Regions from separate parts of the Homo sapiens genome. Here region 1 is linked to region 2. Evidence: chromatin contacts called from ENCODE Hi-C or POLR2A ChIA-PET data. All regions are on one chromosome and are shown on one strand. The core of a region is the stretch at or near the end of the contact, and the rest is flanking DNA. Distances in the headings are between cores, read along the strand shown. Region 1 overlaps ZC2HC1B (zinc finger C2HC-type containing 1B). Region 2 holds the start of SF3B5 (splicing factor 3b subunit 5).

Region 1 (5,819 bases), core at 2,820-5,319, 190 kb after region 2:
CTGGCGAATTCCACCAAACATTTAAAGAAAAACTAACACCAACCCTTCTCAGACTTTTCCCAAATGTGTTGAAGAAGTAGGAACATTCCTAATTCATTCCATAAGGTGAAGGATACCCTGACTTCAAAGATGCTATAAGAAAACTACATCTCTTATGAACATTAATGCAAAAATCCTCAATAAAATACTAACAAATCAAGTTCAGTAGCATGTTAAAAGGATTATACACCATGACCATGTGAGATTTGTTCCTGGGATACAGGGATGGTTCAACACATGAAAATCGATCAATGTACACTACATTTACAGAATAAAGGACAAAAATTACATCATCATCTCAATTGATGCAAAAAAAACCATTTGAGAAAATTCAACACCCTTTCATGATAAAAACACTCAACAAACTAAGAATAGAAGGAAACTACCTCAACATAATAAAAACCATACATGTAAAACCCACAGAGATCACCATACTCAATGCTGAAAGACTGAAAACTTTCCCTCTGAGATCAAGAACAATGCAAGTGTGCTAATTTTCACCACTTCTATTTAATGAAGTACTAGAAGTTCCAACCAGAGCAATTAGGAAGAAAAAAATTAAAAGGCATCCAAATTGGAAAGGAGGAAGTAAAATTATCTCTGTTCACAGATGCTATGATCTTATAAGCAGAAAATCCTAAAGATATCACCAAAAAACTTATTAGAAGCAATAAATTAATTCAGCAAAGTAGAACAGAAAGTCAACACAGGAAAATTAGTTGTGTTTCTATATACTGACAATGAACAATCAAAAAAAATTATGAAGACAACTACATTTACAATAACATCAAAAAGAACACTTAGGAATGAACTTAAGCAATGAGGTGAAAGATTTGTACAATGAAAACTACAAAACATTGCTGAAAGAAATTAAAGAGGACATAAATAAACAGAAATATATTCCATGTTCATGGATTTGAAAACTTACTATTGTTAAGATGTCCATACTAACCAAAGCAATCTGCAGATTCAGTGCAATCACGGTTAAAATCTCAATGATGTTTCTTGCAGAAATAAAAAAGCCCAACCTAAAATTCACATGGAATCTCAAGGGATCCCAAATAGCCAAAACAATCTTGGCTGTACCTTGGAGGACTCACAGTTCCTGATGTCAAAACTTACTAAAAGCTATAGTAATCAAGGAAATATAATACTGGCATAAAGACAGACATATAAACCAATGAAATAGAATAGAGTCCAGAAATAAACCCTTGTATACATGGTCAAATGATTTTTGACAAGGGTGCAAGACCATTGGTTGAATGGGGAAACTGGACATCTACATTCAAAAGAATGAAGCTGGACTCTTACCTAACACCATATATTAAAAATTAACTCAAAATGGATCAAAGAACTAAAACGTAAGATCTAAAGCTAGCCTTAGCTTAGACAAAAACATAGGAGTAAACCTCTCTGACCCTGGATTAGGCAAGGATTAATCCAATTTCTTGGATTCCTTGGTCACCAGAGGCAACCAAAGAAAAACAGACAAATTGGACTTCACTAAAATTTTAAAAATTTATGAATCAAGAGAATATCAGCATAGTGAGAACTCATCTCTACGAAAAATTTAAAAATTATCTGGGCATGTTGGCACATGCGTATAGTCCTGGGTACTTGGGAGGCTGAGGTGGGAGGATCACTTGAGCCTGGCAGGTTGAAGCTGCAGTGAGCTATGATTGTGCCACTGCACTCCAGCCTGGGCAACAGAGACCCTGTCTCAAACAAACAAAAAACACACACAAAAAAGAATATCAACAGAGGAAAAAGGCAACCCATGGAATAGGAAAGAAAAGAATATTTATAAACCATATGGCTGATAAGGGATTAATATCCAGAATACATAGAGAATTCCTAAAAGTCAACAACAAAAACAACCAATCACACTGGTGATTAAGTTAGCAAAAACCAAAACAACAAAAACAATTCAAAAATGGGCAAAGGACTTGAGCAGACATTTTTTCAAAGAATATATACAAATGACCAATAAGCACTTGAAAAGAGGCTTAACCTCATAAGTCATTAGAGATATGCAAATTAAAACTAAAATGAGATACCACCTCATCCCCATTAGGATGGCTCCTATGGTTCTGCCTTGTTGCTACTTTGAAGAAATTACAGTCAGCCTCTGTTCCCATGGGTTCCACATCTGCAGATTTAACAACTACAGATGGAGAACATTTAAAAATAAATAAATAGATAAATAAAACCCAAGTGTACCAATAATAAAAAATAATACAACAATTTTAATATAGCATAACAACTACTTACATAGCATTTACATTGCCTTAGGTATTATAAGTAATCTGGAGATGATTTAGTGTATACAGGAGGATGTGCCTAGGTTATATACAAATTCTACGCCATTTTATATCAGGGACTTCAACATCTCAGGTTTTGGTACCCACTAGGGCCCTGGGACCAATCCCCTGTGGATACCGAGGGATGACTGTACAGAAATTCTTGACTTATGTTAGTTTGACATAAGATTTTTCAACTTTACATGGGTTAATTGGGATGTTAAATGCATTTTTGACTTATAATATTTCTATTTACAATGGGCTTATCAGGACATAGCCCCATCATAAATTGAGGAGGATCTGTATTTATTTCTAGAAAAGAAACTTTCCCCTTATTTTCAACACAAACATATGACACGTGGTCTTCTCCTATTTTCAATCTCTTCAATTTTACTAGACCGGAGAACAATGGTTTAGACTCCCATTGCAGTAATCGAATTTGACTTGTACATTGTGAAAGTTGTGTAATCCTGATAAATTAAGAAATATTCCCTTTTGGCAAATAAGCTTTAACCTCTAACCCAAATATCTTTGCATCCAAAAGCAACAGTGAATGTCTTAGAGCTTTTGCAGACTACCAGTGAATCCCAAACCCAACAGTGATCTCCTCTGACCCCCATCATTTGAGAGATGAAATGCGTGCTTTGACTCACCTGACTTGGTTGGGACTTCATTCGTGGCCACCAGGACCCTGTTCTGCAGCAAAGCTCCCACAGCACTGGTAACAGTTGGTTCTTTTTTTGGACCCATCTGAGCCCTACCCTACAGAGAGAGAAAGAAAGAGACAAAGAGAACACCTTCTGTATGTAACCTCAGGTGCCACATAGGAGGTACAGCTGTTCCCACTTAACCAGCAGCAGAATGGTATCATCTGCAGGGACTCCCTGAATCCAGGGGAAGGGGACAGACACACACCCTGCACTTCAGTTAGCCTGGTTCTTGTCCTCCCAGCTGGTGCTCAAAGCAATATCTGGGTTTTGAAGCTTCCCTTCCATAATTAAGCCCTTGGGGTTGGTGGTGGTATATTTATCCTATAAAATTAGTTGTATGGAGACATAAGAAATCACTTAATGTCAATAAAGGATATATTTAAAGAACATTTTATTTTTTTCATTACACTTGAAGACTATTTTGTTTTTTTTAACATGAACAAAGAAAAACAGATTGGCAGGCAGCAAATGTTTGAAGCATGAAATTCCAACATCCCTACACCATCCCCCTCCCTGCAGAGCAGCAGCAGCAGAATAGTTACATTAAAACGAAATAAGGACCAAAAGGTTTCTCACATGCTCCTTTTATCTTGCCACTGATCCCACCTCCAGTTCCACGGAACTGCAGGATAAAGATAACCTGTTACACCAAGTGAGAATTCTCACTTGGGCAAGAATGGCTGAGAGACTATAGGAGGCAGCTCATCCCCATTCACACAAATAAAGCTATTTTTAGAGGCCTATATTGGTCTCTTTTGGTTAAGAGTATGACACATTTTAAAAGTTGATTATGTTTAAAATAGAAACATATTTCGGCTGTGTTAACAGCCCTTCAAAACTGAAACAACCCCTCCTTTCTTGTTCCATTTTTGAATAAGCTTCACTATTAGACAAGGCCCCAAAGTGGTGAAGCTGGCACAAAGGAAACAAATACGGCTGTTCAGATATACTCTACAGTGAGTGAAGGAATTCACAAAGCAAGCAATTTTTCTTCTGTGTTCGCAATCACCACTCAGCTCTGGAAAACAAGGAGAGGAGTGGGGCCAAGTCACTGGTTACACTGACAGCCAGCTGGCCTTCTTCAGGAATAAAAACACTTCCGTTTGCTGCTTTCCTGTGCTCTCTTTGGCCCCACTAAAGCAGACTAACTCTGGAGACCAGTAAGAAGAACCATCTGCAGAAATGTAACTCACCCTTTACTGCTTTACAGACTGTAGGTAGACTTATACATACAAACTTTTCCATAATTAGGCTGTGTTCAAGCCCAAAGTAGTCATATTCCTCCAAAAGTGTCATGCCAATCGTATCAACTGGAAAAGGCTACTGGAGAAGGGGAGGGTGGGGTAATGTAGAGAGAGGAAAGGAGGAGCCCCTGTGTGCAAGACACTGAACCGGGCCCTTCACTTATCTATAAGTCCCCCAACAACTCAGCAAGGTACACATGATTAACCCCATTTTACAGATTAAAGTGAATCCCAAAGAATTTAAGTAACTCGGCCAAGTTTACCTAAATTATAGAATTAAAATTCAAACCCTGGCCGGGCACGGGGTCTCATGCCTGTAATCCCAGCACTTTGGGAGACCAAGGCAGGCAGATCACCTGAGGTCAGGAGTTCGAGACCAGCCTGGCCAACATGGTGAAACCTCGTCTCTACTAAAAATACAAAAGGTAGCCAGGCATGGTGGTGGGAGCCTGTAATCCAAGCTACTTGGAAGGCTGGGTCACAAGAATCGCTTGAACCCGGGAGGCGGAGGTTGCAGTGAGCCGAGATCACACCACTGCACTCCAGCCTGGGCAACAGAGTGAGACTCTGTCTCAAAAAAAAAAAAAAAAAAAAAAAAAAAGGAAGAAAGAAAGAAAGAAAGAAATTCAAACCCTGACTACTGACTGTAGAATCCTGGCTTTTTCTACATTGCACTTCTTTTCATGCTATCTCAGATGTCAAGACTGAATCTAGGCCGCGTGTGGTGGCTCATGCCTGTCATCCCAGCACTTTGGGAGGCTGAGGCAAGCGGATCACTTGAGGTCAGGGGTTTGTGACCAGCCTGGCCAACATGGTGAAACTCCATCTCTTCTGAACATACAAAAATTAGTCAGGCATGGTGGTGGGTGATTGTAATCCCAGCTACTTGGGAGGCTGAGGCCGGAGAATCGCTTGAACCCAGGAGGCGGAGGTTGCAGTGAGCCGAGATTGTGCCACTGCACTCAAGCCTGGGCAACAGAGTGAGACTCCATCTCAAAAACAAAAACAAAACAATCTATAAAACTGTATTTATTGTAACCACTGCCTCTCACCACCCATATGTCCTCCCTCCTGTGTTCTATTATCTACAGAGATTGTCTTCCTGTCTCTCCAGGCTCTGGAGCTGAAAACCTTATTGTCAACCCTGATTCCCTCTTTTATCCTATGTCTAATCATTTTCTCAGTCTCATCAATTATTTCTTAGATTCTCCCTCCCACACAACTCTATTAATCGTCCTATTCCAGGCCCTCATTCAAGGACCTGTTAATCAAGGACCTGTTAATCAAGGACCTGTCAATCAAGGACAGTCCTTGATTTTAGGGCATTTATTCAATCAATTCCTCTTTTCTTCCTCTCTCAACTGGCTTGAGTTAAAGCCCTTCTAGTTCTGGCTGCCTGTCTGCCTGTCTTGCCTGTCCCTGTACCTCTTTTTTCTTTTCTTTTTCTTTTTTTTTTTTTTTGAGACGGAGTTTTGCTCTTGTTGCCCAGGCTGGAGTGCAATGGCATGATCTTGGCTCACCACAAC
Region 2 (5,264 bases), core at 539-3,038:
ATACATCTCCCACAAGTATGCCTGGCAAAATTCTTTACATTTTAGGAGTGAAACATTTGTTATAACGAAGTTTAAACAGCAGAATAAAATTATTTTCAAGTTATCTCCTTCCCAGTAAAGTTTTCCTTCTCTTCGGTTGTAATAATTTATCCATTTATCAAATTTTTGTTTTGGACTTTTTTTTTTTAAAAAAAGGATCTTTTTTTCAAGTAGCTTCTACCCATGTAAGGAAGTTATTAAACCAAACAGTAGGACATAAAGCAATAATAAGGAAGAGACGTATAACTTGCAAAGAGGAAAGAGAGTTTACATCTGTCTGGAGCAGCCAGAGAAAACTCTAAGGAGATGCATTTGAGCTGCCTTTAAAGGGAGATGCGTTCACCAAGGGAACAGACATTCCACGTAGAGGGAATAGCTTGTACAAGGAAATGGGGATGGACACAACAGGTAACATGGAGAAATACAGTTGTCCCTCAGTATTCGTGAGTGATTTGTTCCAGGACCCCCATGGATACCAAAACTAGAGGATGCTCAAGTCCCTGATATAAAACGGCTTGTATTTGCATATACGCACATCCTCCTGTATAGTTTGTCTCTAGATTATTTAACATACCTAATACAATGTAAATGCTATGTAAATAGTTGTTATACTGTATTGTTTAGGGAATAATAACCTTAAAAAGTCTGCATTTCGGTACAGACTGATATTTTCCCCCAATATTTTCAATCAGGTTGGTTGAATCCACAAAACCCACTGAATGGAAGAGCCAAGTAGGGTGAGGTGAGGCCTTGGAGGGAGGATATCAAAATAAGTGGCTAGAGAGGAAGGAGGAGCTTGAGGTGGAAGCCGGAATGTGTGGGAACTGGTGCTGTACTTGCTCACCAAGCACCCTGGTTAGAGCTGAAATAACTCTTTTATGCCACAAACTCCTAAGAGACATAGTTGGGACCAGAACTGGCGCCTGCTGACTTCTGGGTAATCCATCCCCGGTTGTGAAGGGACGGCCGTGCCGCCACGACGGCTCCGAAATACACCAAGAGTTTATTTTCGGGGCTGCTCGTAGTCCAGTCATTCTTGGGTTTCCCATTTCCTATCAGCCCCAAGCCACCCACGGATGCTCCCCACCTCCAGACATCGCCCTCCACTAGGTCCCCAGATCACTTTTAAAACGCGACCAGGGGCCGGGCGCGGTGGCTCACGCCTGTAATCCCAGCACTTTGGGAGTCCGAGGCGGGCGGATCACGAGGTCAGGGGTTCGAGACCAGTGAAACCCCGTCTTTACTAAAAATACAAAAAAACTAGCCGGGCGTGGTGGTGTGCAACTGTCATCCCAGCTACTCGGGAGGCTGAAGCAGGAGAATCGCGTGAACCCAGGAGGCGGAGGTTGCAGTGAGCCGAGATCGCGCCATTGCATTGCAGCCCGGGCAACAGTGCAAGACTCCGTCTTAAACAAACAAACAAACAAACAACAGAACGCGACCAGGAGTCCCGGAAGCCTGCGTGCACGAACTCCCAAGACCACAAGTCCCAGCATGCAACGCTCCTTGTTGGAAAAGGGCCTCCCTTAGCCACTAAGTGGACCATCATGCAACATTCTCTGATGGGGCGGGGATCTCCATGGAGGGGGGAGGCACACTTGTTGCGTCGCCTCAGCAACTCCAATTGCGTGACAGAATGTGCTTCCGCTTCCGCCTCTGAGCCCTATGAGCGAGAGTTACGCTACTTAGTCGTTGTGACGCCATTCTTCTGCGACGGCGCGGACCTGGAGCTTCCGCGCGGTGGCTTCACTCTCCTGTAAAACGCTAGAGCGGCGAGTTGTTACCTGCGTCCTCTGACCTGAGAGCGAAGGGGAAAGCGGCGAGATGACTGACCGCTACACCATCCATAGCCAGCTGGAGCACCTGCAGTCCAAGTACATCGGCACGGGCCACGCCGACACCACCAAGTGGGAGTGGCTGGTGAACCAACACCGCGACTCGTACTGCTCCTACATGGGCCACTTCGACCTTCTCAACTACTTCGCCATTGCGGAGAATGAGAGCAAAGCGCGAGTCCGCTTCAACTTGATGGAAAAGATGCTTCAGCCTTGTGGACCGCCAGCCGACAAGCCCGAGGAGAACTGAGACTCTGCCTTACCACCGCAGTGCGGGGCACCTCTCCCAGCGTTTCTCCGGTTTGCCAATCCTCTTAAGTATTCCTGTCTCCAAAGGACCGGCTCTCCATGGCTCCTGCGCCTCGTGCTTTCCGCGTACAGAAGTGCTTGCCCGGGGAGTCCCGCCTGACCTGCCTTCATGTGGACCCTTAGAACAGCACTGGGAGACCAGCAGGACTCCTGAGAACTGTGCTGGTGGAGAGGTCCTAGAGCCGGCGAGCGTTTGAGAAGAGGGCATGGCGCTGGAGTGAGATGGGATTTGGCGTCTCGTTTTTGGCTAATTGATTGTCATTGGCTTTTTCCATAAAGTTTAGAAATCGTTCAGTCTCTTGGTGTGAACTTTCTGTGTTAGGGTGGAAGGCTCCGGAAAGAGCTGAGCGGGAAGTGGGTTTGGGTGAGGGAGCGCATGCCAGTGTCCATGGCCAGGCACTTAGATCCGCCGTGTCTACCTTTATAATTAATTCCCCGACTGCCACTTTTCCCAAGAGCGTTATTTTCAGGCCCACAATGCCTTCAGTATTGAAATTTGTGGTTATTGTATCCCATCTTCTTTTTCTCCTGTTTTAAAACTCTTTGCAGTCTTTGCTGTCATTGTCCTCCCTAGCCTCTTTAAAATGCATCCTTTTTTTTTTCTTGGGAATTTGTGGCCATGTCTCCAGAAATGACAAGCTGGCAAGCGAGTTCATCCATTCTACATTCAACAAATATTTGTTGAGCTCTATGTGACAGGCATTTTCCCGTGTTCTTGGGGCTTACATTATGCTGGTGGTGGAGAAAGGAGGTCAAACACTAGATGTAATAAGCAAATGTTAGAAGATGCTGCGGGGAGGGGAGAACAATGTATGTGGTGCGGGTGGGAGTAGCTGGTAGGGCTGTAATCTTAAATATGATGCACAAGTTACTGAGATGGTGACATTTGAGCAAAGACTTCAGGAAAATGAGGGAAATGGCCATGCGGAAAACTGGAGAAATTGCTTTCCATGAAGAGGGAACTGCCAGTGCAATGGTACTAACGCTGGGAGTATGTATGGTTTATTGGAGGAACTTCAAAGAGGCAAGCATGGCTGGAGGGAGTGAGTAAGGGGAAAAGTAGAGGGACAGGTAATGGAGGGGAAAACAGAGTAGAGTCTTGTAGGACAATATATGAACCTCTGAGGAGCCATTGGAAGGTTGTGGTTTTTTTTAATTTTAGTTTTTAAAAACACGAGATGGATCTTGATATGTTGGCCAGGTTGGTCTTGAACTCTTGGCCTCAAGCAGTCCTCCCACTTCAGCTTCCCAAAGTGCTACGATTACAGGTGTGAGCCACCACTGCAGACCATTGGAAGGTTTTTACGCAGAGAAGTCACGTGACCTGGCATAGCTTAGCTCAGTGGTGGCTTTGGAACTCCAGGCTGGAGTGCAGTGGCACGATCATGGCCCACTGCAGCCTCAACTTCCAAGGCTCAAGCAATCCTCCCACCTCAGCCTCCCAAGTAGTTGGTACTACAGGTACGTGCCACCATGCCCGGCTAATTTTTGCATTTCTTAGTTTTTTTGTAGAGATGAGGGTCTCATGTTTCCCGGGCTGCTCTTGAACTCCTGGCTCAAGCAATCCACCCACCTCAGCCTCCCAAAGTGCTGGGATTACAGGGGTGAGTCATTGCTCCTAACTTTTCGTTACACTAGAAAATTGTAGAAGACACCAAAGAGCCTCTGTTTATGTGGATTGTGGCTATTGATATTCACCACCATAGAAATGAAAACAAAAGTTTTAATTCATTGAAAAATAATGAAAATTCTCAGAAAGGTCAATGGTAAAAATAATGATAATAAAACCATTTCATGTTAACAAAAACTTTTTTTGTTTTATGAAAAATGGCAATTTACCAAGACATAATTTAGTGAGAAGAATGGCTTTTAAGAAAAACCGGTTTTTCAGAGGTCTTCTGTGTTTGGCTTAATAGAGGACAGCTTGATTCCCATATTTGCTTTTGCATTCAAACTGTTGGGATATGAAATTTTTGTCGAAGTATGAAAAAATCCACTTCTCATAAATATTTAGTATAGGAGCAATATTTAACTTTTTCAAATAGATGTACATATACTTCTTTGATATTATACTAAAACCCAACAAGTGGTAGTTTCTTAAAGGTTAGTTACAACATGGAATCTGAAACTGGTTTAATGAACTTTTTATTCTGTTCCATTAAAATTCATTCATGTATGTTGAGCTTTGAATGGATCTTTTACCCATACCTGATTTGGAACATCATGCATCAGTCATCTGAAAAGTAATGGGTTACTGAGTTATACAGACCTTCCAAATGTTGTTACATTCATTATACATATCAAAAATCACATTGAGTAATATCATCCCTGTCTCAGGAAGGTTTTATAGTATTGGGAAACTGAAAGACCTACTGTGAAGGTATAAGTTTTCCACAAGTTTAAGTTTTTACTTGATAGCTTGAACTTGATCAAGCTATCAAGCATGAGGTTGATAGCAAATATTATTGTTTTCCTTTAAGTGAAAGGCCCACTTGGTTCATTTTCAAGAAAATGTCTGCCAAATACATACCCAATACATACCCAAGTCTGAGTAACAAGATACAGTTTGTCATTTTTTTCTTGTAAATATGTGCCTTGAGAAAAAAAAAAAAAAGGCAGCCAATTCAATTTGCAACTCAAATAATAAAAAGTGTTTTTCCTTGAGAAAACTATTGTCCTTTGGTAGGCAGCAGAAATGCTTTATGCATATTATGAATTTCATCACACAGAATATTAAAAGACATCTTAAGGGCTAAGATTTCATAAAGTTAGCAATTTTTACTGCTTCATCAAGCACATTCTTAAGTGAAACTGAGGTTTTTTGTTTTTGTTTTTACTGAGGGTGCATGGCAATGAAGTATACAATGACTAGCAATACATTTTTGTGCCCCTCCATTGATTCATGCTAAGTGCTGGTAGTTTTATCACTATTGCTTTTGCACCATCTGTGCAAATGTTAATGGTAAGAAAGGCAAGTAAAATCTTACTTTTATGAAAATAGTTTTGGCTTCAGTTTCCCTGGGATTTCTTTCTTACCATTTTTACTGGAAAGAATGACTATAGGAGATTAAACTATGGTTG

Evidence for each region. Hi-C counts contacts between places; a loop is a spot of excess contacts on that map. ChIA-PET counts read pairs that join two places held with the same protein, here RNA polymerase II (POLR2A). Pooled maps may share reads with other maps.
Region 1: a map with no recorded cell type shows a loop between it and region 2 (5-fold over the local background). The contact joins the enhancer-like site here to the promoter of SF3B5 in region 2. A Hi-C loop is called at or near these places in 4 of 37 single-sample maps with no recorded cell type and 3 of 50 pooled maps. POLR2A ChIA-PET finds 5 or more read pairs at or near these places in 2 of 52 experiments (A673 and H1).

The regions. Positions count from the first base shown.
Region 1 is chr6:143,900,326-143,906,144 of GRCh38, reverse strand. ZC2HC1B (zinc finger C2HC-type containing 1B) reads right to left here. Exons shown (of 8, transcript NM_001013623.3): 6 at 2,993-3,101. Among named protein-coding and RNA genes, the nearest start is that of ZC2HC1B, 39 kb to the right of the region's middle. RefSeq lists an enhancer at 3,992-4,211. Within about 2 kb of position 4,069, at least 10 of the 41 ENCODE cell types and tissues checked have a DNase peak (open chromatin) inside an H3K27ac peak, as active enhancers do.
Region 2 is chr6:144,092,097-144,097,360 of GRCh38, reverse strand. It overlaps SF3B5 (splicing factor 3b subunit 5), which reads left to right and starts at 1,788. Exons shown (of 1, transcript NM_031287.3): 1 at 1,788-2,477. The coding sequence starts at 1,864. The coding sequence ends at 2,124. RefSeq lists an enhancer at 1,339-2,038.